Linked DNA regions of Mus musculus: region 2 is linked to region 1. Evidence: chromatin loops called from intact Hi-C (ENCODE). Cell type or tissue: left cerebral cortex. All regions are shown on one strand. Links, peaks and the distances in the headings refer to the core of each region. The heading gives the core; the rest is flanking DNA. Region 1 has its middle 36 kb from the start of Gm30467. Region 2 has its middle 20 kb from the start of Gm1587.

What was found. Peaks named below come from ENCODE experiments on the same cell type or tissue, not always from the same donor. Only the 100,000 strongest peaks of a DNase experiment are listed, where the experiment ranks them.
Region 2: it touches region 1 in a loop (2.3-fold over the local background); 3 of 42 quality-filtered maps call a loop at or near these places.

What each region holds. Positions count from the first base shown.
Region 1 is chr14:77,738,780-77,751,593 of GRCm38, forward strand. No RefSeq gene overlaps it. Among named protein-coding and RNA genes, the nearest start is that of Gm30467, 36 kb to the right of the region's middle. In left cerebral cortex, for the core only: no CTCF peak of the experiment used is centred there; DNase peaks (open chromatin) are centred at 6,105 and 6,263.
Region 2 is chr14:77,812,490-77,825,303 of GRCm38, forward strand. No RefSeq gene overlaps it. Among named protein-coding and RNA genes, the nearest start is that of Gm1587, 20 kb to the left of the region's middle. In left cerebral cortex, for the core only: no CTCF peak of the experiment used is centred there; a DNase peak (open chromatin) is centred at 5,283.

The sequences.
Region 1 (12,814 bases), core at 1,609-9,608:
TACAGTGGCACAGTCCTAACAGCAGACTGACAAACATGGAGACAGCTGGCGGCTCAGCAGCAGATTTTAAAATGAATTTACAGTTTATGAAATGTGCAAGATTGATGACATCAGTGACAGAGTCCTTGCTTAAAGGGACAGACCAAGGGAGACAAGGACAGTGACCTGGATATCCTCTGCTTGCTCCTCCACTCCTGCCAATACTCAGGCAGGACACTAGGGCTTGCCAAGTCCCCACAATGGAATCAGAATCTGAACTCATGGTGACATGCTCAAAACAGATTCAACTCGTTGGTTCTTCATGTTGGCAGAGAATGAGCCAGCTGTGGGTAGGCGGGAGAAAGGGCGAGCCTTCCCTTCTGGTCACTGCCTTTGAAATTGTGTAAGCGTGTAGAAAGGAGCTCACCATGGAGCCGATGGCACCCAGCACAGGTGTGAGGCACTTGGTAACTGTGACACAATCCTACAGAGAGGGTGACGATCCTCATCAAATCTCACATTTGACAGCCTTACTTATTATCTCTTCCATGTCTCTGCAATTATCAGACAGCCCACCAGGACTGCACAGTTTTACAAGGTTCTTCTTTCATAGCATCAAGGGATTTCAGCCCATCTCTACTGGCTGTTTCCTTGACATTTTCTCTAAAACATCCAAAACTTTGATTTAAATAAAAACAAAAACCACTCAGTGTGGCACATTATTTGGTACTTTTCAACAATCTCTAATGACTTCTCAATGAGTCAATGACACTGAAAGAATCACAGCTGAGTCCAGCACCCAGGAATTGGGTGAGTGCCATGTTGACATGCCCTCTCACTAGCCCATCTGGTCCCTTCCCTTTTCTGTCATGTGTTTCAGAGTCATGACATATTTGTTTGAAGCATAGAGCTCTTATTCCCTGGGCTAGGTAAAGTGCTTGCTGTGCAAGTCTGAAGACCTGAGTTCAATGCCTAGCACCAACAGACCAAAAGTGGAGCACTGCACTACATACCTATAATCCCAGTGGTACGGAGACAGAAGGGTTTCTGTCACACAAGACAAATTGCTGAGTTCAAGATTCAGTGAGAGACTATCTCAAAACATAAGGTAGAGACTGATTGAGGAAGATGCCTAATGTTAACCTCTGGCTTCCACTTAACAACTCCAATTTGATATTTAAAAGACAGAAAGAGAGTAAATCATGGATTCTGACCACTTCTAGCAAGTCTCAAATGCCTGTTCCTTTTGGTCCCAATCTGAGGAGCTGACTATTGAGAGGACTCTGAGCCTGATGTCACTAGGACTCAGCCATTGGTGAGAGGCCACTGCTAGACATAGTCAGCCTATCCAGTCTTAGCCTGCTTGAAAGTCACAGAGAAAACCACCAGAGTTATCTACACTGAGAGGATCCCTATGACCAGGCACCATGCAGAGGTATGAGATGGGAGGAGAGTATATGTCAGCCAAGCAATCAGAGAGGCAGACAGAAGGCTCTGCTACTAAGATGCTAAAGCAGCAGGGGACAAACTATCCCTTCTACCTTCCGATCACCAGACCTCTTTTCCTGGTACTGTTCTGCTTTCCAGCTTCTCTAGTTCCCTGTTGTTCTTCATGCTTTGTGGCTTGGTTATCCTTGGGAGTGAGTGTTCCTGTTTCTTGTAGCTCACAGGCATATCTGCAACCTGGGTAAGCTGAATATCCAACAGTTAGTGCTTATTTTGAACTGATGCAATGGCTACTTTTAATACTAAGTAGAATTCCCTGAATAGCCTTATTCACTTACCTATCTACTTAGGGATTTGATACTCTTAAAGTTCATCTTTAAAAAAATATACATATATGGCAACTCACTTTGGCACATAATAAATTAATATATAATATAATATATAACATATAACACATAACATATAATTTAGAATATAATATAGTATATAACATAATATATATTATACTATGTTATATAATAATATTGTATGCTAAAAGTGAGGTGCCACCAATGTAGTGGAAAATCAGAAATGCTCCCCAATTTCAAAAGCATTTCTAGAACTTGAACATCCCAGTCTATTATTCTCTGACTATCAGACAGCTGGCAGATGCAGAGTTCTTTTCCTTCAGTATTCCCAAACAGAGATTACTGGACAAACACCACTGTTAGGTAAACATTGTGTTCGCTACTGGTGGATCAACAAACTTTGGGGAATTTAGTTGTTTAAGACAACTGAGAACATTCGAGTTAAACATCCAAGAGCAATGGCTGAAAGGTTAGCGTTCCTATTCAAAAGAGGCATGAGCGAAGAAAACAATCAGCAGAAACAAGAACCATAGAATCCCACAGCACTCCTTTTTAAAATGTCGTGCTCCTGATATTGTTGCCTGTGTGATTCTAGCCTGCCCAGACTGGTCAGTATGCAAAGGGGGTTCCAACAGAGTTTCAGAAGAAACACAAGAAAAAAATTAAAAATGATTGTTCATCCTGAGAACTGAATTTTAGGGAGCAAGGATGCCCCTAAAAGGTTTTTGTGTGAGTTAGAAAAAGATGCTTCCTCTGGAAAGATGAAACCCCACAGCAGTGCACACAGCTCCTATCACAGTTCAGGCTGGACTTCTGCTCTCATGGGCCTCTGGGCAAGGTGTCTGTGTGCAACTAACAACCCAGACATCCTTGATCACAGAAGGGAGGGAGGGAAGAGAGAAGTGGGAAATGGACAAATCAAGGGCCAAGGAGGACAAAGGAGTGAAGGAGTCATCATTAGAAAAAGAAACCTTGAGGTAGCAACAGAGGAAGGGGCAAGAGGGAGAAGAAAACTAAAAAAGAAAGAAAGAAAGAGAGAGAGAGAGAGAGAGAGAGAGAGAGAGAGAGAGAGAGAGAGAGAGAGAAAAGAAAAGGCCTTAGACTCTTTTCCCATCAGCCTACCATGCTTGGCCATGATGGTGAAGCCAGGCCAGATGACATGTGTGAGTATTCAGCTGACTTTAAGTGAGTTAATCTGTATGAGGACTGACTCTCAGGAGGCTCCACAACTAAACTGGATGAAGATCTGGGAGACCACATGCTAATGCATCTATTCCTGGGAAAGCCCAGAATGAAATGAACTACAATGTAGATACTACGCTGGGGGCATCAAATACATATGATCTATTATGACCCAAATAAGCCCTACAGGCAAGAAACGTACGATTTTGTTAGACATTTCACAAGTCAAAATAAAATAGAAGGAAACAACTAATGAACCAAATAACCAACCAACCAACCACAAACCAACCCTGCAAGGCCCTGAGTTGCACAACACACACTTTTGAGATATGTATTTGCATACACCACAGTTTTCCATTTGAAAACATCTCTGGTACACTCTCTCTCTACTCACAGTACAGCAAAAATTTCCTTTCCACCCACCCATCCCCATCTTGCATGTGACCCAGTTTTGGAGGTTCCTAGATCGAAATTTCTTGTCGACTGTGTCATTTCCAATATCAGCACCTATCAGAAGAGCCCAGTCATTGTTAAGCCAGTTGCTTATCTGGGGAGAAAGTAACTAACAGTCTACTGAAAACTAAGTCGTGACCCAGGATGTGTGAAGACCCAGGATGGGAGAAGACATGGGCCAAGAGATTGGTGGTTTGCTAAGAATAAAGCAGACCCATACACTCTTATCATGGCCAGGCCGAGTGAAGAAGTCCTGCAATTCTGTTTCTTGAAGTCTTTCAGCCAACACACATTTGCTGTTTGGGGTGTCAGATACTGAGCCAGGTCCTGCAGATATAGGAAGAGAACACTGTAATTTTGCCCTTGAGGACTTTATAGTTCCATTTAAAATAAATACTAGTATAGTTAATTATTTAATTGATCTGATACATGAATAGGCATGATCCACAGAAAGATGTGGGAAAGAGCAGGCCACAGGGAAATATGAGCCTATGCAGACCGGCTTGAGGCCAGCATTTCCACTCAGATCATAAGGAACGATGGAGGCATAAGACAATGGCAGGTCACTAGGCTCTGTAAGGCCAACTAAAGTGTCTCCTCTATTTTTGCATGTAAGAGTGAGTCGAGGCTTCTCCCCAGAGCTCAGCTGTCTGCTGAGACATAACCAATCTTTCTTGTAAACTAGGTGCTACATGAATCTATGCTAGAGAATACAAGAGTCAGTTACCCCTGATTCATTTAATATGATTATCTCAGAAAGACCAATGAAATGTCTCTCATTTGTGGCTCCTTGATTTTATAGAAACACAGAAGCTCATGTATGGCTTGAACATAGAAAATAAAACTGTCTAGGGACAAAGAGGACTCATAGAAAGAAGTATGACAAGGGGGACAGAAGGGTATGAAGGGGCGCAGACACAATACAACAGACAGGTTTAGAACTTTTATTAGCTGATTAATTTAAAATAAAAAAGATGCTACACTTAGCTTTTCAAATCACAAGACCACCCCAGGCTCCTGCAGTGTCATTTCCAACTTCCCATCTCCAGTCAGAAGTGCTGAGTCTCTTGAGAAACCTCTTAGCCTCCCTTGGCAATGGATTATGAAGCTTCTAGTTATTTGCATCCGCTTTGGCTTCCTGATAGCTTGCCTAAGGCTACCCTGTTCCTTTGTGGGTACGGAGCACAACTTCTTAATGTTAACACCGTCAGTTCTTTCTAAGACGATTAAATAGCTCAAATGTCTTTATTATATCTTTGAAAACATATGTACGTCTCCCATTTAACCATTTTAATTTCTTTCCTATCCATCTTAATCAATGGGGGTGGGGGAGGGGTGGTGGGGCGGTGCTTGAAGAGGAGAATCCCAAAATTATGTTTGAGTAATAACTCTAAAAGAAAATGCACGAAAATTTCCAATCCCTTTTCGCTTCCCTTTCCTGACTGATGGTACAGAGTTGAGGTGTTGAGGTGTTCCTCAGAAAATGCAGTATAGAATGTTACAGTTAGCCTAAGACATGGGTAACGCTGAGATGGAGAGTCCTTAGTCTAATATTAAAGCTGACACTACTCCAGAAAGTGAGCAAGGAAGAGAGAAGCCACACATGAAGTCAGCCAAGCCTTAGGCTAGATCACATAGGATGCTGAGGAACTTTGAAGTTGGCCCTGAAGGATATGGAAAATACTAGAGGAGTTACTGGAAAAGTTTCTCATTCTCATTTGAATTTCTTTGGCCGAGGTACTAGAGAAGGCCATGGGGAAGGGAGCTTCTAGCCAGCCGGCCAGGGGAATTGTCCACGGCAATGACTTTTTTGGAATGGTGCTAATGGATCTAATGAGAGGATGCTGGGTTCTGACCACATTAGAAGGTGTGTGATAGTTTAGATGAGAATGTCCCCCATGGGTTCATATATCAGAATACTTCTTCCCTGTTGGTGGTGCTATCTTCAAAGGTTATAGAACTTTAGGTGGTCGAATCTCAATGGAGAAAGTACATTATTGGAAGAAAGTATATTATTGGAAGTACTTTGAGTTTTATAGCATGGGCCCATGTCATTCCAGAGGGGATGCACCCCTCTGGAATGATAAACTCAGATAAATAGTTTTTCTTCTGTAATTTGGCCATGCTTTTGTTTTGCTTCCTTTTTTTCACCATAGAATCAGAAAAGTGATGGAGACGAGGTGGTAGATCTATGGCTTAGCTCTAAAATGTTTAAGAACAATTCACACATCTGTCCGAGCTGCACATGGCTTGAGTTCTTCCTCCAGGGAGACCACAGACTGCCAGGTCTGGTTCTTCCAGCTCTCCAGAGCAACCCGACATTCCCCAAGCCCAGCAGTGAGGCCCAAGCTTAACCTGAGGCCTGACTTGATGCATCAAACTCTGAACACAGCCAAGTTTCTCCCTGGAGTCTTTTCTGGTAAGAGGAAAAGTATTCCAAACAACAAGGTCCCTGAGTCCATAATTATCGCTCTGTCTCATTGTTGAGGATCAAACAATATAATAGATCATTCCTGATCCCCCAAAGTAGGGTTCTCCGAAAGACTTACACATCTTTAGCTAACGTGAGAAATCACTGTAAAGTCTAAGTATGAACATAATGCTTAGAACTGAGTCATCAGAGTGCCAGCTGGATAACTCATCCAGACAGTACTTCACAGGTGCTGTAGCATCGCAATCCAATTGTTGCTTTTCTACATGAGCAGAGGACAAATCTTGGAATTTTTCTGGCATGAACATTACATATGGCTTCTGAATGTAAGGTGTCACTTTATAAATAAAAAGAGAAGTTTAAAAAAAAAAACATTTCATACTGTGTAGCTAAAAAGGGCCAGTGTGAGCAAGATGGTTGACATGCGCTGTGTTAAGCTGGTGGAAACCTGGGCCTATACAGCATAAACTAATGAGCAGGGGGTGTTAAGGAGGCCAGTTGGTGTGTGACTCCAGAATTGGAAGAACACCACAAAAAAAAGAATGTGTCTTCTCTCCTCACCCAACAGAGGGGTGTACAGATTTAGAACAAACTAATTCCTAAGCTAGTAGTAGTAGGCTGGTTTCCCTGGGCTGTTCTTCCCCCAGATAGACCACAGGACAGAGTCCCTCCAGAAACTGCCAAGCCGATACTTTCCTGCCTGCAGGCCTCGACTGTGATGGGTCTCTGCAAACACTACAACCAGAAGAGTGTCAATCCATGTGAAGCAAGATGTTCATCATGCCTCATTGTATGGTGTTGGTTCAAACTTCGAGAGTCTGACACGGGCTTGTTGGTTTGTTGGTTGGTTTTATTTTATTTATTTTATTTTATTTTATTTTATTTTATTTTATTTAGTACAGTGCAATTTGGAAAGAAGTTGCCTGATGTAACACAATCCCATGTGCACCATAAAGCTTATGCATAATTACATTGAAACATTTTTCAAAGTGCATGTCACCTCTTCCATAAAGATGAGCTCTATAGATAGTCTACATGAGACATCTTAAGGGCCAAGGAGAAGATCTAGTATGGCTTTGGTGGTACAGATAGTGCTAAGGTTACCAAGCTAGAACCACTTGTGGTCCTGTTTGAAGAGTCTGGGGGAGCCAGATACACCCTGACCCTACAGATAGTGCAAATGTCACCACGCCATTAACTCCATCCGATCCCAGCCTTCTGGGTGGAAAAGAGGTTATACATCTCTTCCTTTGAAGAGACCACAAGGTGTGCTTACCATTCCTGATTGCACTGGTGTTCATCTGTGAGCTCAAGGAGCTTGTGCTTTCTACATTCACCCCTTCCTCTTCCTCTGAGACACAGGCAGAGAGGTAGACTGAGCCCCAAGAAGCAAGAGGCAGCAGCTCCAAGCAGCTGTTCCTAACAGCTCTTGGTCTCTATGGTTTTGAGACACTAAAGCAGGGAGGAATCCCAGAAACCAAGCCTACCCAAGTAATTCCACAAAGGCTCAGAAAATTAAAAAGCTAGAGCATATATGCGTCTTGAGTATGTCTTCAGCCTGGTATTATACTGGTATATGAGGCAGGGGTGAGCAGTGGGGCCAATAAAACATTCTCTGTGAAAGGTTTTATCTAGAAATGGAGATGCCTAGGTAGGGTTGCTATCAGCAAAAGCCTTAACCTTAGCTTTATGTTTTAAACACAGGCAGATTGAGGTTAAATCGAAATACATGATTTTATTGGTATACTGGAAGCAGGAGACATCGGCCCGTACATAAAGCTCTAATATGGGATGTGATTTCAGTTAAGGTGCTTTGGGGGAATACATATAAAAAGAGCTTTCAACTAAAATTGAAATATGCTTTTGAACTACATTTCAGGGTAGCAGACACCCCCTCCCCAGCTGTATTAAGAAGGTCTACTTTTGCAGGTCAATGCTTAAATATGAAAACAGACCATTTTACTGCATTGCAGTAGAATTTAGGGTTCCAGGGATATCAGGAGAAGGAGTAGCTAAGAGGAACAATGAAAAACTCAACAAAGGTCCCAGAACATCCATCTCTAAAGCAATAAACAAAATGAGCTTGCAGCTTTTAGAAACAAAGCTCAGAAAGAAAGCAGGGCATGGAGGTGGGTTCAGCTGGGATAGCAAGGTGACGTCACCAACATTTCAGAGACAGTGTATCCATATGTAGGACAAGGTGACAATCAATTCAAGGTGAATAAGACATCCCATGTGGCAATGCCACCTCAGTCACATACTCCTAAGTGACTTGCCACCTTATACACAGTATAAGGAGGAAAACATCGGTTCTTGTGAAAGGCGATTTGAAATTCAAGGAAAGAATTTTCCTAATATTGTCCAGATCTTTTTTCTCAAAATGAATTGTTCATTAATAAAACCTGGTTGTAGGCAATCTTTTCACTATGAGAAATCATATATATATAATTTTATAGAGAGATTGATTTAAGACATGAAATCAAACTCTAATGGATGAATGGACAAATAGGCAAATAAAATGTAGTGTGGATGAACAAAAGAGAGTTCTTCAACTCTAGAGAAAATGAAAGTCTCTCATTTGCCACAAAATGAATGGATTGGAGGGCATTGCATTATGTGAAATTTTACACATACAGAAAGACTCATATTGTATATTCTCCCTCACATACAGAACCTCAAAACCATACAAATGAATGTGACATAGTGATTACTGCAGGGTAGAAGGGAGGGCGCATAGGACAAGAAAGAAGAAGAAGGAGGAGGGGGGAGGGGGAGGGATTTCATTAGGTTGTGCTACATGCATGTGTGAAAATATCACATTGAACTGTCAGTAAAACAGTTTATGTTTGTCAATCAAAAATGTATACATTTACAAACATTTATTTAAACATAGAGAGGATTGAAATTAGGGCCCCAAGCATTCGAGGCACGCCCTCTACCATTGAGCTGTATCCCAACCTTCAAATAAAATGATTTTTGTCCTTTAGGAAAAGTATTGTTTCAATCACTAAATATCTGAAGACCACTAAATGAGCAATGTTTAAAGCCTTTGCCAACCATGAAAGACAACTGGAATCACGCAGCTGATTGCTCCTTAGAAAACAAGGAAGACGCAGAGATTGCTGAGGAGTCTTCTTTTTTTTTTTTCTTTTTTTTTATTAGGTATTTTCCTCGTTTACATTTTCAATGCTATCCCAAAGGTCCCCCATATCCACCCCCCCAATCCCCTACCCACCCACTGCCCCTTTTTGGCTCTGGTGTTCCCCTGTACTGGGGCATATAAAGTTTGCAAGTCCAATGGGCCTCTCTTTGCAGTGATGACCGACTAGGCCATCTTTTGATACATATGCAGCTAAAGACAAGAGCTCCCGGGTACTGGTTAGTTCATATTGTTGTTCCACCTATAGGGTTGCAGTTCCCTTTAGCTCCTTGGGTAATTTCTCTAGCTCCTCCATTGGGGGCCGTGTGACCCATCCAATAGCTGACTGTGATCATCCACTTCTGTGTTTGCTAGGCCCTGGCATAGCCTCACAAGAGAGAGCTATATCTGGGTGCTGAGGAGTCTTCTATCCTTTAGGTTCTATGTGGTTTCCTACACTCATTCATGTCTTACTCTTTAATGTAAAATAAAGAAAGTAAGTCTTCTGTAAATAGACTACTGCTTCCCACATTGGCTTATTAGATTGTTTCAGAGAGACCTTCTACCTGAGAAGTACCAGAAAATCTGCATGACTACATTAAAAGAAGTAGTTTTAAAGGCCTAAAACCTAATAAGAAAATATTTGGTGGATGCAAAGATTCAGAAAAGGAAAGAACAAAAATATATAAATGTAGCATTTAGAGCCTTATATTTTATGACATATATCTTTGGTTCTTCCTGGTGTTAAAATGAACATGGAAGTGAAGAGTCTGAAATGCCAGGAAAAATATCAGCAGGTTCATGAGAGGTCAAAGCTATGAGGAGGTACCCTGGGAACTTCCCTAGGCTTTCAGAACTGGGAGCCAAGAGTATAGTAAAACAGAAACACACCACACATTTTAATACTTTTAGACAGCTTGGCTGGGTTAATAAAACCAGCTCCTTTAGTCTAAGTGCTTCCCAGAAGCAACGGATCATCTTTGCAAGAAGATAATGCAACCCAGAGCCACAAATTATGTCCACCAATTTTAATACAAAACATTTGACACTAGAGCCAGTGCGATGGTTCAGTGGGTGCTTCCTATACAAGCCTGACAACCGGAGTATAGTCCCTAGAACTCAGAGTAGAAGGAAAAAGACTGACTCCTAAAAGTTGTCTTTTGACTTCCAAGTGCACCCAATAACATGTGTGTCCACATGCATGGACATACACTCAAATAAAATATAAAATTTAAAAAAGCAACAAATGCTGGCAAGGATGTAGAGAAAGAGAAACTTTTTTTCACTTCAAGTGGAAGTGTAAACTGCTGTATCCACAGTGAAGACCAGAGTGGATGTTGCTAAGAAACTAAAAATAGAGCAAGCATATGTCCTAGCTGTGCCATTCCTGGCCATACACCCAGAAGATTCTAAATGAGCATACCACAGAGATACTTACAGAAAGAAAATTATTTGCCAATGTGCATCAAGCCTTCTGCTAAAGACAACATACACTAGGCCATAAAAATCAATCATAATATATTTAGAAGGACTGAAATCAGACAAAGTGTATTCTATGACCACAATGGAGTAAAACTAAAAATCTATAGGGGAATTCTCGGATATTCACAAGCACGCAGAGATGAAACACCATAGTCCCAAATAACAAATGGGACAAGGAAAAGGACATTAAAAAAATTAGAAAATATTTAGAGTTGTCTGAAAATAAGACAAGATAAAACCCAAGGTATTAACGCTTAGAGAAGATCTTGTGAATTATGCTCAAAGGAAAATGGCAAAACTGTAAAAAGAAGAAAGATTGAAGCTCAATAGCCAAAACATTCCCTTTAAGAAAATAGACAAAGAAAACCAAATTGATCCCAAAGCAAACACATGGCAGGACACAATACATCAGAGTGTACACAAATGACATGAAATCACTCAGTAGGAAAATGGTCTTTTCAACAGTGGTGAGCTGAAGATGCACAGGCACAAAGGGAAACTTGGACCCCATACCACATTCTAACTCAAACCATGTTTTTTCAAAAGAAAGTAAAGGCTTGAGTGCTTGGTGATGAAAAGCTTTTTAATTAACTCATCATGGCCTTGCATTGGAGACCTAGAACATAAGAACCCAAGAAAGAGATGTGCCAAGCTTCATCAAAACTAAAAATGTGGGGGACTTTTGGTATAGCATTGGAAATGTAAATGAGCCAAATACCTAATAAAAAATGGAAAAAAAAAAAAGAAGGAACTAAAAAAAAAAAAAACTAAAAATGTTTGTAAATCCAAAGACATCACTGTGCATTGGATATAGTTTGTCCCTAAAGGTTTGTGTGTTGGAAGCTCAGCCTACAATATAGCTACATGAGAATAGATGGAGCGTGAAAGAGGTACGACCTAGAGGGTGGTAATTAGGTCATTGAAATACTGCACTCTGAAGAGATCATTGTCAGTCATGAAGTGACGGTATAAATTGAGGCTACCTGACATGCTTGATTTCTTCGGCACAGACCCATTTCCCTTTGACTCCTCTAGCCTGTTGTAAATGGACACAATCTGCCAGATAGTTCTCCATTAAAGAAGACACTCAGATGGCCAGTAGGCACATCAAAAGATGCTCAACATCATTAATCACTAAACTAATGAAAATTACATCAGAATGAGATCCCAGTTTGTCCTCCCTGGGAGAATATAAGCAAAGATACAAACAGCAACAACTCTCCACCACTTTGTGGGAAACTGGAAACTTTCCTACTATTTGTGAGATTTCGGGAGGGGGAAGCAAGGCATTAGTATGCATGGGGTTTCTTCTTGAACAAAGCAAAGCACTCTTAGTGAGAATTATTACCATACCTTATAAATACACTAGAAATCAAATTACATAATTTGTATAATTTCTAAAGTGAATTTCATGGCATCTCAACTACATCTCATGCTCGTGTGTGTGTGTGTGTGTGTGTGTGTGTGTGTGTGTGTGTAAGATTGCAAGGACCCTGTATGTTTTCACTAGAGCAAGTATAGCCAGGGCTTTCAATCATTCCTCAGACCATTAATCGAAAGCCCTACATAGCAGTGACTATTTTTCTATTTGACATACACAAACGTTAAAGCTGAAGCAAATAGAGAGCAGAGCATTGGTCTAATCACTGTGGGATGGAATGGGGCTGATGTCTCTGTGTCTATTAACAAGCTGAAGACAGAGCCGTATAAATGCAGCACGTTAACACAGGGATTTTACTACCATGCCAAGCTTTGAAGACATCTTTCATATCTCATTGATTCTGAACCTGTAAGACTGGATTTGAGATACATATGTAGGAGTTTTCATTAGCCCTAGAGAAGTTTACACCTTTGCTTTTAGCCCACAGTTTCAAGTTCTCTTGTTTATCTTAGATTTCTGTGTGTACTGGTTCAGCCTGACAGGCCTGTGCCCATTTTGAGTTATACTCACCATGTGTTTCCCAAAATTTACATGCAGCGCAACTGTGTATATGTGAATGTACATGTTTGTGGATATGTACACATTTTCTAGTACACATGCATGTGTCATGTGTGTGTGTGTGTGTGTGTGTGTGTGTGTAGATCAGAGGTCAACACTGGGTGTCTTTTCAATCACTACTTTATTCCTTGAGACTGGGTCTCATGCTGAACTCAGAGCCACACTGAGTTAGCTAGACAAGCTGATTGAGAAGGTCCTCTTGTCTCTAGCTCCCCAAAACTAAATGGGATTAAAGCACATGTAGCTTACATGGGTGTTGGAGAGCTGAACTCAGACCTCATGCTTGTGTAGGAAACACTTTATGGACGGAGCATCTTTCAGACCCTTCTTGAGTTTTTGCTGCACATTTACCCAGT
Region 2 (12,814 bases), core at 2,002-10,001, 74 kb after region 1:
AGTCAGCATTGAGAAGCTCTCTGAGTTTCTAGCTGCATAGTTATCAAAAGATGGCCTAGTTGGCCATCACTGGAAAGAGAGGCCCATTGGACTTGCAAACTTTATATGCCCCAGTACAGGGGAACGCCAGGGCCAAAAAGGGGGAGTGGGTAGGTAGGGAAGTGGGGGGGATGAGTATGGGGGACTTTCGGGATAGCATTGGAAATGTAAATGAGGAAAATACCTAATAAAAAAAATTTTTAAAAAGTGCTACCTGAAAAAAAAAAAAAAAAAAAGAGCACTGACTGCTTCCAGATGTCCTGAGTTCAATTCCCAGCAACCACATGGTGCCTCACAACCATTTATAATGAGATCCGATGCCCTGTTCTAGTGTGTCTGAAGACAGCTACAATGTACTCATATGCATAAAATAAATAAATAAATCAGAGAGAGAGAGAGAGAGAGAGAGAGAGAGAGAGAGAGAGAGAGAGAGAGAGAGAGGAGGATAGTTTCTTGAAAAAAAGGGGAGGGAAAGAAGTCAGCACTGGGGCTAGAGGTATGACTCAGCTGTATATAGAGTTTGCTTTCCAGCACTCATGTTGAGCAGTTGACCTCCTTAAGTACCTGCATAGGTACATACATAGAATTAAGATGAATGAGAATGACTCTTTAAAAGCTAAGTCAGAATGAACGTAACATACTCAGTACTCTCATTTTGTTTTCCCTTCTCATCTAAGCTCAGGATTTCCTGTTTCTCAGGAGTTTATATCCAAGAACCAACAGTGAGTACATTAGGCTAGATATGCCACCACTGCAAGGGGCTATGTAGTAACGCACGTTTCTCAGGGTTCAGCATTCCAGGACAGCAAATGTGTACCTCTGTCCCCTCTGCTACCATCTTGTCCTAAGAAGAAGCAGAAGTCATTCAATCCTCCCTCTCCACTTGGGTTTCCCAGGAGCACACACATCTGTATGGCAGCCAGATGCCCGAGTCCTTCTCACCAGCTCTGATTGGATGGATTCTTAGGGCTGGGGTGGAGCTCAGTGGTTCACTGTTCTTGCTCTGCGTGTATGAGAACATCAGGTTGGATCTCAGCACTGCTAGAAAGGAACCTTCAGTGGAAAGCCTCCTTCCCCTCTCTGGCTCCACAAGTTCTCAAACAACTCTCATTCATTCAATAGAACTTGAAACACACACACACACACACACACACACACACACTCACACACACACAGACACACATGCCTGCAGGAAAAAAAAGACTGCACAGTGTAAATTTTGATATTACCCACCACCTCCAAGAAGCCTAGAGGGCCCTTTGGCCAGTCTTGGGAAAAAGCAAGGCACATAGTGCTGAAGAGAATTAGGGCTCTGCTACTGAGTCTCTGCCAAGTGTTGGGCACATCTGACTGCATTTAATCATCACGAAAACTTACAAAGCGAGAAGGGATTCTTTGGTACCCTGAGTCTATGGATCACATTTCAGAATAATGTTTTTAAATGCATACCCAAAATAATAACAATTGCAAAGGAAACCAATTAGTTTAAAATACAATTTCATAAAATTAAAACGCTTCCCATGCCTCATTATTAATGCATTAAATATCAAGAGCTAGCAGTAAAATCAGAAGAACGGTGGTCTGAAGCACTTGAGTGCAGATGCTACTTAGAGACCTCCACAGCAACATTCAGGTAGCGTGCAAACAGCTGTTCTATGGCGACAAAGACACCAGGTGCTAACAAATGCTACTAACATTCAGAATCAACTGAGATGCTAAGATTCAGTAGTTAAGAGACAAGTAAAAAATAAAAATGATTTCCCCTTACACCAAACAATAGTTTGCTTTGTTTCCTCTGCAATGGCCCATTATCAAGGTAAATCACTCTGTCCCGAATTTACACATGAAGAAACTACTTCAGAGTGACTGAGCAAACCTTTCAAAGATCAGGTAGTTCTCTGCCCCTCCAGCTTGCTTCATTTCCACTGGCTGTGCTTAGCAGTTTTTAATGAGCATGCTGGAAACCGCTTGGAAGCCATCTTACAGTGTGTGAGCCTGGCTTTCAGCTAGAGTTTGTCTCAGTAGGTCTGCTTACTTGGGAGTATTTGGTATGAAATCCTGCATTTTGGACCAGCCCCCTGTGATCCTAATGCTACTGGGCCAGGGCCATACTCCATCCTCTGAGAGTGATGTAGGGAACCCGAGTGAAGAGAGCCGATCACTCTGGGGTTGGGGATGTGTCCTGACTAAAGCTGCCTGCGTAGTTCCATGTACAGGGTAGACTTTGTTCCAATCCTCTCCGAATATCTGTTCACCTTTGGGTATGATGTTGCTTTAGGCTCCCATCTCATTTTATTTTAGGCTGTTCTTGCTTGGGTAAAATATTGGAGAAGGGAAAGTCCCAGAGTGATTAATCTGATAGATCTTGGAGATCCCTCTGCCTGCCTTGTCCAAGACAGTTGAGGGCTCCCTCTCACTTTCCCCATCAATCTGAAGCCCAGCTACCTTGGGAGCCAAGCTGCCAAGGAGCCCATGCAGAGACGCTTGCCCTGGGCTCAAATCCAGTCTAATGCTGCTTAACCTAGGCTGGGCAGGGAAACAATAAAGCTTTGATTGATGCTTGTGCCTGGCCCCACCCCAGAAAGCTGGACAGTCCGCCTTGGCTTTGGGATTTTTAAACCAGATGGTTCTAAGAAACAGCCAAGAATCGCTTGTTCAGTGGAAGAGAATCAGCTGTGCTCATGGCTGTGGAGGGCCAGCCCCATGCCAGACTCTATTTGATGGTTCACATGTAGCACTTCCCCCATCCTCACAGAAATCCCGAGTTGAGGATCTTAGGTCTACTCTATACATAAGGAAGTTGAGCTCAGAGCATAAGTAACTCACCCAAAGTCACACAATAAGCAAGTATATGACTAGGAATTGAAATCCTTGTTAGTCTGTTTCCTGAGCCTAAATGAACAAACTTCTGTCCATCCCCAAAGAGAAATGACATAAAAGTGTATATATTTTTTAAACCCAGGATCTAGTTTTCCTTTTCATTCGGTGTTGATCATTTTGGAGCGATCAGGCACTTGAGAGCTGCTGCAAGCCTGGAAAGACATCAGGCCACACCCGCGGATGGCTTCAGAGCTAGTGTCTTCTTCCAGTTACCGCTCAGGTTTCTGTGACAGAGGTGACTCCTGTCTGTCTCAGCGGATGCCTGCTTGGCGTTCGAAAGGTAAGGTGACAGGTGACAAATGCTGTGCGAAGCAGGGAGGTCCTTGACTGTGCTCCTGCTGGAACAAATGACTACCTTGAGGAGGCTTAATAAATTACCAGCTTCCAATGTAAAGCGAGAGCGAGGCTCACAGGAACTGAGAGGTATCGGGGTGAGTGTGACACCGGCCTGGGAAACAACGGAGAGACTTTGGGGTTAGACTCTGCGAACAGAGCCCACTCTGCCTTTATTGATTGTGTGACTTGTGAAAGGGAGTTTGGCCCTTGAGCCCCACCTTGTATAAAATGAGGTTAAAAATAGCTACCAGTCTCATTAGGATAAAAGCGAGAAGAACATGAACAACGGTAGTCACATTAGGCACCCGGTGACTGACAGCCATGACTGTCTGCTTCCCCTGATTGTTATTAAGCGGCTCTTGGCATTCAGCTGGTGAGCGGGCATTCTCAGCTGGCCATTAGCACTGGAAAATGGTATTTTAGAAAAGATGACTGTTTCTTTGCGACGGTGTCGTCACTTCCGATCTGAAGATCGCCATCTTTGTCTCCAGGCATTTCCCAAGGCCCTGCATCTTTACATGTACTAAAGGGATCAATCGTTGCTTCCCTAAATATGAGATAGTTATGAAATGGATGTTGGAGTTACTCACTGATAACATTATTCTTTTAAAATTTACTTACTGTTGTTGTAAGATGTGAAGAGTATCTGCAATATAAAAGAAGCTGTACAGGGGCGTCTTAAAGAGTGGTAGAGAAAAAGAGTCGTTTTGGAAAAGCAACTGTGCACAGGTGGGAAGCCCATCTCCTTAATGTCTTAGACAATTGCCTAAGGTCCATGTCATTATGTCAGGGATCCATAAGTCAGCTGACAAAATTTCCTCAAGATCACTGTCAGCAGAGAGTGACCAGGGATTTACATAAGTCCAGAGACTCCGAAGAACACACTCCTCAGGACTGTCTACAGAAGAGCATCTCATTTAAACAGTTTAGGCTTTGTCTTGCCAAACTGCACCAGAGCTCCAGAGACGGATGACTCAAGGTCTTCAAGTCTTTAAGGTCAAGACTCCAGTGTGTTCTTTGAGAAAAGTGGCTGTCAGTCATATCTATTTTACAAAATGGGACACAAAATCCTCAGATAATCTTTATTGGGCCACAGGGGGCCTGCATGGGTTCAAGCCAGAGTCCTAGCACTGAGAGGGGGAAGTGGGTATGATATCCCATTTCTAGCCAAGAAGCTCTCTCTAATTGATAAGCTCTTGCAAAGGAAAAATTATTTTCTCCAATGGGGTCTCACTGGGTACACAGACCACACTTAAGGGTAAGCCCCATGCTCAGCAGTGGATGGCCACACAAAACAGACTCACTGGCGACCTACAGATTTTTTCCTTTTGTCTCATATTGCTTTGTTTGTTTTTTAATCTCCCCAGAGTTTTGGTTTCTGATTTGTATTTTTAGGGGCTTTGTTTATATGTATGTTTTTCTTGTGCTTTTTCATTGTTTTAGTCTGGTTTGTTTGCCTTTTTGTTTGTTTTATAAAAGAGAGAAAGAGAAAGTATGAAATTGTATGGGTGGGGATCTGGGAGAGGTCAGAGAGAAGAAACTGTGTACAAATTTTCAATTAAGTTAGACCTACAAACTTTCAGAAAGGGCCTGAACAAGAACATAAAGGCGGTACTCTCTGCACTCCCAACACACTTTGGCTGGGAGCTTAGTTTCCCAAGATGCATCATCATAAACATTAGCAGTATGAAGAGAAGACTAGATAACCCCACCAACCCACCCACCCATCCAAGAGGCAATCCCTATGGGCATACCTGCCTGATGCAGGGCAAGCAGGACCACAGAGGTCTGTGTCAAGTGTAAACCATCTTCCCGCAGAGCTGTACTCGAGCAGATCCCACCACAGTGAGCCAAGGCATCTATAGATGCTACCCTGCCGCTTCCACCTGGCTCAGAGAAAACTCGCTAATTGGGTTCAAGGTACAGTCAGACAATTGACTGGCTGGGCTGCAAAGAAAACCTCATTCCATCGGTGTGGAAGGATTGCAGCATGGCGCCCACACAGCTCTCTACACACCGTGGACCATCTGCTTGGTGTTGCCTAACTCATGGAAGGTACTCCAAATAGCAAACACACAATGTTTCAGTAGTGGCCAGGGTAGATTTAAACAGACAGACTTCTCAGCCACCTGCAAAATGGAGAAGTACTGGCTAGAAATAAAATTCTAAACCCAAACTACAACTGAAAATTCCCAAACCAGAATTCTGTAGTAGGCTCTGTGTGAGTTGCTTCCCCATGGACCAGAAACTGAATCAGGTGTGATGGGGTAGGATATGCCTGTAATCCCAGCATGCTAAAAGCTTTGGCAGGAAGACCCAAAGCTCTAGGGCAGTTTGTACTATGTAGCCAAACAGAGCCAGAGAATATACATAAGGAGAGGATGCTTCCACACTAGCAATTCTGCAGATGCAGAAGCCAACACTGCTGTGCCTCGCAAGGATGCACACAGTGTGCCTCCTGATGCAGGCTAGTTTTATGTCAACTTGACACAAGCCAGAATCACTTGGGAATAGGAAACCTCAATAGAAAAAAATGCCTCCACCAGAATGGCCTGTAATACATTGTGGACTATGCCACTCTGGATTGGTGGTCCTGGATGCTGTAAGAAAGCAGACTGAGCATGCCATGAGGAGCAAGCCAGTTAGGAACTCCTCCCTGGTATCTGCATTAGTTCCTACCTGGTTTGAGTTCTTGCCCTGACTTTCCTCTGCAATGGAGTGTGACTTGAGTGTTGTAAGCTGAAATAAACTCTTTCCTTCCCAAGTTATTAATGGTTATGGTGTTTTTATCACAGCAAGAGAAACTCTAACCTCCTCTCAAGGAGTCCAGAACATGGTATGTTATCTCCCTAATTATTCCTAGGCAGGTCATTCCCATCAGGCTCACTCACTCTCCGCAGGCAGGTGAATGGTACGCCAGAAAGTGAAATGAGGCACCCATTTGTGCTGGGTAGAGGATGCAACACGCATGTGGGTCAGCAGGAACCATCACCAGTGTGTGTGTGTGTGTGTGTTCGCGCGTGTGCGCGCGCGCATGGCTGCTTGCCTGCCTATCTATCCACGGATGCAGGGGGAAATAGTACAACACATTGAAGAAGGCCAAGAATATGGATTCATGATGTCCCTTAGGCTACACCGTCTCAGGAGGAGACTGTTGAGATGGGGGAGGAAGGGGGACATAAACTCTACTGGGAAGCCGTGCTGCATTTCATCCAGTTCAGAGTCAGTACCCTTGTCAGTAACTGGAACACTAAAAATCTACAAAACCTCCTTTGGTTGATCAATTTGTCCCCTAGGCCAGTTTATACCACAGCAATTCCTACTGTCCCCGTGAGTGAAGCTCGGAACAATTACCTTCTGACCTACTGCTGACCTCTACTAACAGGGTGTTTAGAGCCAGATATTTTTGGTCAGTAAAGGTAAGGGACAATTTGTCACCTGGATTGTTCATTCCTTAGGAGTGACCATCCACTAGGCTGTGAAGGAAAGATTTCCTACTCCCATGACCTTGTTAAATCCCAAAGGCCCTCAGACCTGCTGACCCTACTCAGAGGCCTTGGAGGTGCAGCTGGACCAGGCTGAGAGCATTTGAGCCACACAGATCTGAGCATCTGCCCTTAGCTATCTTCACCTTGTTAAAAAAAAAAGTCAGTGTAAGAAGGAACAGAGTGACATTCAGTGTCCATGGAGCTCTGTTAGTACATGCAAGAAGATGTTGCTTCACATGTATTTTGAACAAAATTTTCAAATGAGTAATTTTATCACTTTTTACCCGTTTTTAAGTCTTCTGATTTTCCTCTTCATTAATAATTAACATCCCCCATGCCAGGTTGCCACATGCTTTCATATCTTGGTAATATCTGCACAGAAAATTGATGTTCCTTACACAAATCCCAGGAATGGTCAGATAAAAGATACTCACCATGTGCTTCTGTGCTCTGCTTTTAATTCATCACACTGCTGTGAATAACGTATTTCTTCTGTCCAAAGTCAAGCTCCTACTTTATCCCTTCATGTCGTGTTAGCCCAACAATATCCATCCCCCTTCTTTGATGGATGTGAATACACGTGCTCATTATGGCACCAATGAGACCTTCTTCCTAGGCTATGTAACATAGACCCATTGCAGGTCTAACTGGCCATGGTGAATGTGACTGTAAGGATGTGTCTGAGAGGCAAAGAATACATACATGCCAAGGCATGTTTGCATGCACACAGGCATGAGAGGAGAGAGAAAGGGAAGCCAAAGAAGAGAACAGCCGTGTGTAGACTCCTCTCAGCTGAGAGCTGAGTGGCTGCCCTCGTCTTCTCTTGGCAAGATCTACTTGTGTAGACATAGTTATTAATACATTCTGGGGGTGACGGCTCAGTTGTGTCAGCATTTCTGTGACCACACACCTATGTGTGAAATTTCATCTGTAGTCCAAAGTGCTGAGGGCTAACAACTGGTAAAAATACCTGAGAAGACTAGATACTTTATTTTGGTTGCACTACACTGTAAGAAGAGTTATAAATTTTAAAGTATTCTTGGGCTGATTTCTCTTCCCCCTAACCCCGTGATTATTAACATGAAAAGAAAATAAAACCCAGGTTTTAATAATAGCTTCTAAAAAACTACCCATGTTTTGGATTTATTTCCCCTCCAGGTGGGGCCTTGCTATGTAGTCTAGGCTGGTTTAAAATTCATCTTCATCAGCATCCTGAGTGCCAGGATTACAGGAGTGTAGCAAGCTGCCTGGCTTCAATAGCTGCCTTTAGAATTAACCCGTCAATATGTTGTCTGTAGGGGCACCTGTTCTGAGCGGCTCATGAAGTGTGGGGAAATTCAAAAAGATAAATGCCTCAGTCTTTTAATAAAGAGCACACAATGTAGATGGGATTATATAATACACAAGGTACTTTTCCAGAGTTCTACAACAGAAACATTGAGTGTAAATTCAATTTTGGCAAGTAAGATTTTATTTTAACTGTATTGGGAAAAACCATATAGATAGATGCATGGTACAGTTTATCCTTTATGATGTTTAAGGGAAGGCAAATGTAAGGGCATTCCATTTTATTTCTTTATAGTTTAGTAACGTGTGTGTGTGGGGGGGGGTAGGAATACAGTCTATAAGTGAGCAAGAAGTGTGCTAGAGAAGACAGCCTGAATAGCCAAGTATCAGGAAGCCAGTGAACGGAGCCGACTTCAGACCCATGTGGGGTTAATTATGAAGGCTGTTTCTGTGTGTTCATGCTGCTCTTCTGCAACACTGCCCTGTACAACATCTCAGAACAGCCCAGGAGAGGCAGCAATGCACAGACTCTCCTAGCTCACCACCAAGTACAAACATTAGGTCATCTCACTCTGCCCTAGAGGCATGGAAACAAAAATATAAACACCTACAAACTCATATCTGGAACATCCATATTCACAGAGCCAAAGAGCAAAGGCCCCTGTAACCCAGACGACATGACTAAGTCAATGAAGTAGCCATGGGATACACTTTCTGCGCACAGGTGTGGTGGTCTGAATAAGAATGGCCCCCACAGGCTCAGAGAAGTGAATGCTTGGTCACCAGGGAGTGGTACTACTTGGAAGGATTGGGAAGTGTGGCCTTGCTGAAGGAAGTGTGTCAATGGGGTTTCAAAAGCCCATGCCAATCCCAGTGTCATCCTCTCTTCCTGCTGCCTGTGGATCTGGGTGTAGAGCTCTCAGCTCCTTCCTTCTCCAGCACCATGTCAGCCTGCAGGCCACCACGCGTGTCACCACGATGGACTAAACCTATGAACTGTAAGCCAGCCTCAGTGAAATGTTTTCTTTCATGAGTTGCTATGGTCACGGTGTCTCTTTATAGCAACAGAATGGTAACTAAGCCATTAAGTGCACCTAACTCTCAAGAGCTCATGTTTTTGCTATGAATACTGAAACCATTTCATCCTTTGGTTATCACTGCTACCGACAGTTAAGGGTTTAATCTCAAGACCGTCTCCCACTGGTGGCTGATGCTCTGTAGAGTCTACTAGAAAACTTCCTCAGTGTGCAGATGCAACTTTAACTCTGGCATAAAAGCATGGCGTGGGCATATAACTCAGTTATCAAAACCACATTGTAACTATTTTTTGTGTTTGTAGTATTGATTGGACCCAGGACCTTCCACACGGCTACAGAGGGGCTCTAGTACCAAGCTACATCTGCACCCCAATCCACCGTTAACAGCTCTACAAAAGAACCCAGCTGCCTAAGCTCTCTTCAGGTTTCAGTTCTCACTCTAACCCTGTGGCTCTTCTCCTTGCCTCTCTGCTCCTTTCAATAAATTCAGTCCTAGTTTGTTAATTTACTGAACTACTTTTCTCGCCCAAAGTCAGATTTCTTTTTGTGACATGTCTTTTATTCTGAGTTCTGAAAATTCGTGTGTGCTTTCACCAGAATGCTTCAAATGAAATCTCATCAGGGATTCCCCCAGCCCCGAGCTGGAGGAACTCACACTGTTCAACCTTACAGCTGAGACTGCTAAGTGCAATTAGAACATTACAAGCTTTGGGGCAGTTACCTATTGCTTCTGATGCTCGAAACTACCTTCTTCCACACATCAGCCTATTTCACACTCATGATCCAGGTCACAAGAACAAGCTAGAATGATGCAAACTCCATCATCTGACTCCTTCCAACATACCTGGTGCATTGCTTCAGGATTGAGACAAACTACATTGAGACCCCACTCTCACCTTTCAAGAAAAAAAATGTCATCTTGAAAGGAATTTTAAGCTCCTCTAGAGCCTGTTTCTCCACCTGTAGTATGAGGAAAAAAGTCACACCCATGCCTAAGGTTAGCTCTAAAAATTAAAAGATAATGTAGTAGAATGTTTGCATAGGTGTTTAGCAAATATAAGGTATAATTATAATATTAGTTTGTGGGGCTGGAGAGATAGCTCAGGGATTAATAGCACTTGTTGCTTTTGTAGAGGACCCGAGTTTGGTTCCCATCACCTGCATGGTAGCTCACAGTCATCCATAACTCCAGTCCAGTCTTATCTCCTTGGGCACTAGACATACATATACTTTCCTGCAGGTAAAATATTCATAGACATAAAAATTAATCTAAAACCAAATAAATACATGAATGAATGAATAAATAAAAGGGGTTGTGAAAATGCAGTGGATTCTTAGGAGATGGCAGCTCACATTTCAGGGTTGAAGGTGCGGCTCCACGCTGCTGACCCGAGCACAGGGGGTCAGGTTATCGCGGCAGGAAGAGAACTGAATAGGACTTAATGAACTTGCATTTCAATTGAGCAAGGTTTTTTATTTATATAAAATTGCTCAGCAGCAATAAGAGGAAGCAAGAAGCACTCGGCTGGGAACGGTCGTTGCTCAGCATTAAAGAGAAAGTTCTCTACCCTTGTCTACCATACCTAGCCCTTCTGCTCGGAGGCTGTAAGGTTGCTGTGATCCATATCACTTAAGAGTCTACCTATAAAAAGGAGGCCAGAGAACCTGCTCAAAAACTTCAGCTAACAAATTATACTCACAGAGATTTTAATTTCCTAATGTATGTGACTACCATTTAATAAAATTTTGGCCCATAATTTACAACATGTTTTTGACAACTGAATGATACTGACCTAGTGCTGATAGCTGATGCTGTTTGGTAGTGTTTCCTTAGAAGTGAAGGAGGACGCTGACAGGCAGAGACCTTCCATCAAACTCTCCCACAGCCAGAGGTCAGTGTCTCAGTGTCGGGGAGGAGCTAGGGAAGAGATGGAGACAGCAGCACACACTTCCCACAGTGACGGTGACAGGGCAGCCTCCCTGCAAACAGTTCTCAGGAATGGGGTCTCTGCAGCACACCCTAAGTGAACCGAGCCACAGAAAATTTTGACATTAAGGATCTGGGTGAGTCATCTCTTCCCACAAACATCATTAAACTATTTTAAGCTAATTATGAAGGGCGTTGAAGATCAATCGCAGAAAGCTATTATCTGTATTCAAGGTTTTCCATGACAACCACATAGACACGCAATCTTTAATGGCCTTGCTGGGTAATCATAAGTAACACAACTCTTGGATGTCCTTGTCCATAGAAAAGTAGGAGGCAGAAGTCGCCCCGTAAAAGCATTTTTCTCTGTTTAGTTTGAGCCTTTGCATTTTAAGCATGATTCTATTCTGCACCCTTCCTGCAGTGGTCAAACTCAGTACCAAGTGAAACGTTTTAAATGTTGTTCGAACAAAGTGCAGGGCACGCGCTGAACTAAACGTGACAATGCCTGCTGCAGTCACCATTCTTTCCCCTGCACCACACGGTCCACCTTTTACATTGTATTGTAGATTGGCAGAGCAGACTGTGATCTAATTGGCCCTACATATCCCCCCCCCCCCCCCCCCGCACCTTAGCTGTTCATCAGAAGTGCACAGTCTCTGTCCAGTAATTGTGTTTTTAAAAGGTCTTTCTTATTCTCAGATTTAAGCTCGTAAACAGAAACTGCAATATCAACAAAGCCCAATTGAGCAGAATAGGCAAGGACAGGAAACAGAGAAATGCAGGCTTTACTGAAGATAGGTAACCATTCAAATAAGCGTTTTATCGACTAGGAATTGAGGGTAAATAGTTGGTCAAAATCCTATTTTAAAGCTCCACCACCATTCAGAGAATTATTACTGAACCACATTTACCCCAAATGGCAGTCACGTGGACTGAAACTCTGGGAGATCAGGCCCCAGTGCCTGTAACTAGCGGATTCATCACAGACCTTGTGCTCTCAGAGTTCCAGCTGGATGGAATGGATGGTTGTTACTTCTGTTGTATCACTTCCCCATTCTGAAGTATTTCTAAGTTTCCCAGGCTGGCTTGGAGCTTGCAGTCCTCTTGTCTTACCTGCCCAGGTAAGGTGTGTCCCATCACATCTATTGCTTCTCCATGACTGATTCTTTTTTTAATAATGCCTAAAGCTGATATGTTAAAGGGTCAGAGTCTTCTGATAGAGATACCAAGGGCTCCCCTATGAATCATGGAGTATGCACAAGTGATGCCTCCATAGATTCCAGACCCAGGATGAAAAGAGCAGCCCCCATTTCCTGTCTTCTGCTGTGGATGAGCGTTCTCTTGCAGCTCTGTGCAGAAGCCCATAGAAAGTGGACTTAGGGTCCAGCCAACGACCAGCTCCACCCTGCAGCCCCATGACGGGATCCCTCGAGCCCCAGGGAATCTGCACGGGATGCTTAGGAGTATGACCACTGAATCTGTCACACCCAAAGCAGAGTCCGGGGCGAGATAAAGGACTACCGCAATGTATTTGGAACCGTAATCTGAGGGTTCCTAAAAGATAAAATAAAGTGGAGGCAGTAAAAGAATATAGTCTGAACATTTGCTACATGCTAAGTTATTTACATACCTTATTCCCTACAGCCTCCGTCCTAGCCATGATGATTTTCTCTATTTTGCAGATGAGGGTTATAGACTCACAAACTAAGTAGCTGTTCAAGATTACATAACAGGAAGAGAAATTTCAAAAGGAAATCTGACTTCAGGGGCCATGCTTAGCAGGAAGGTGAGATGGAGGAGACGTAAGAGCCTGTTGG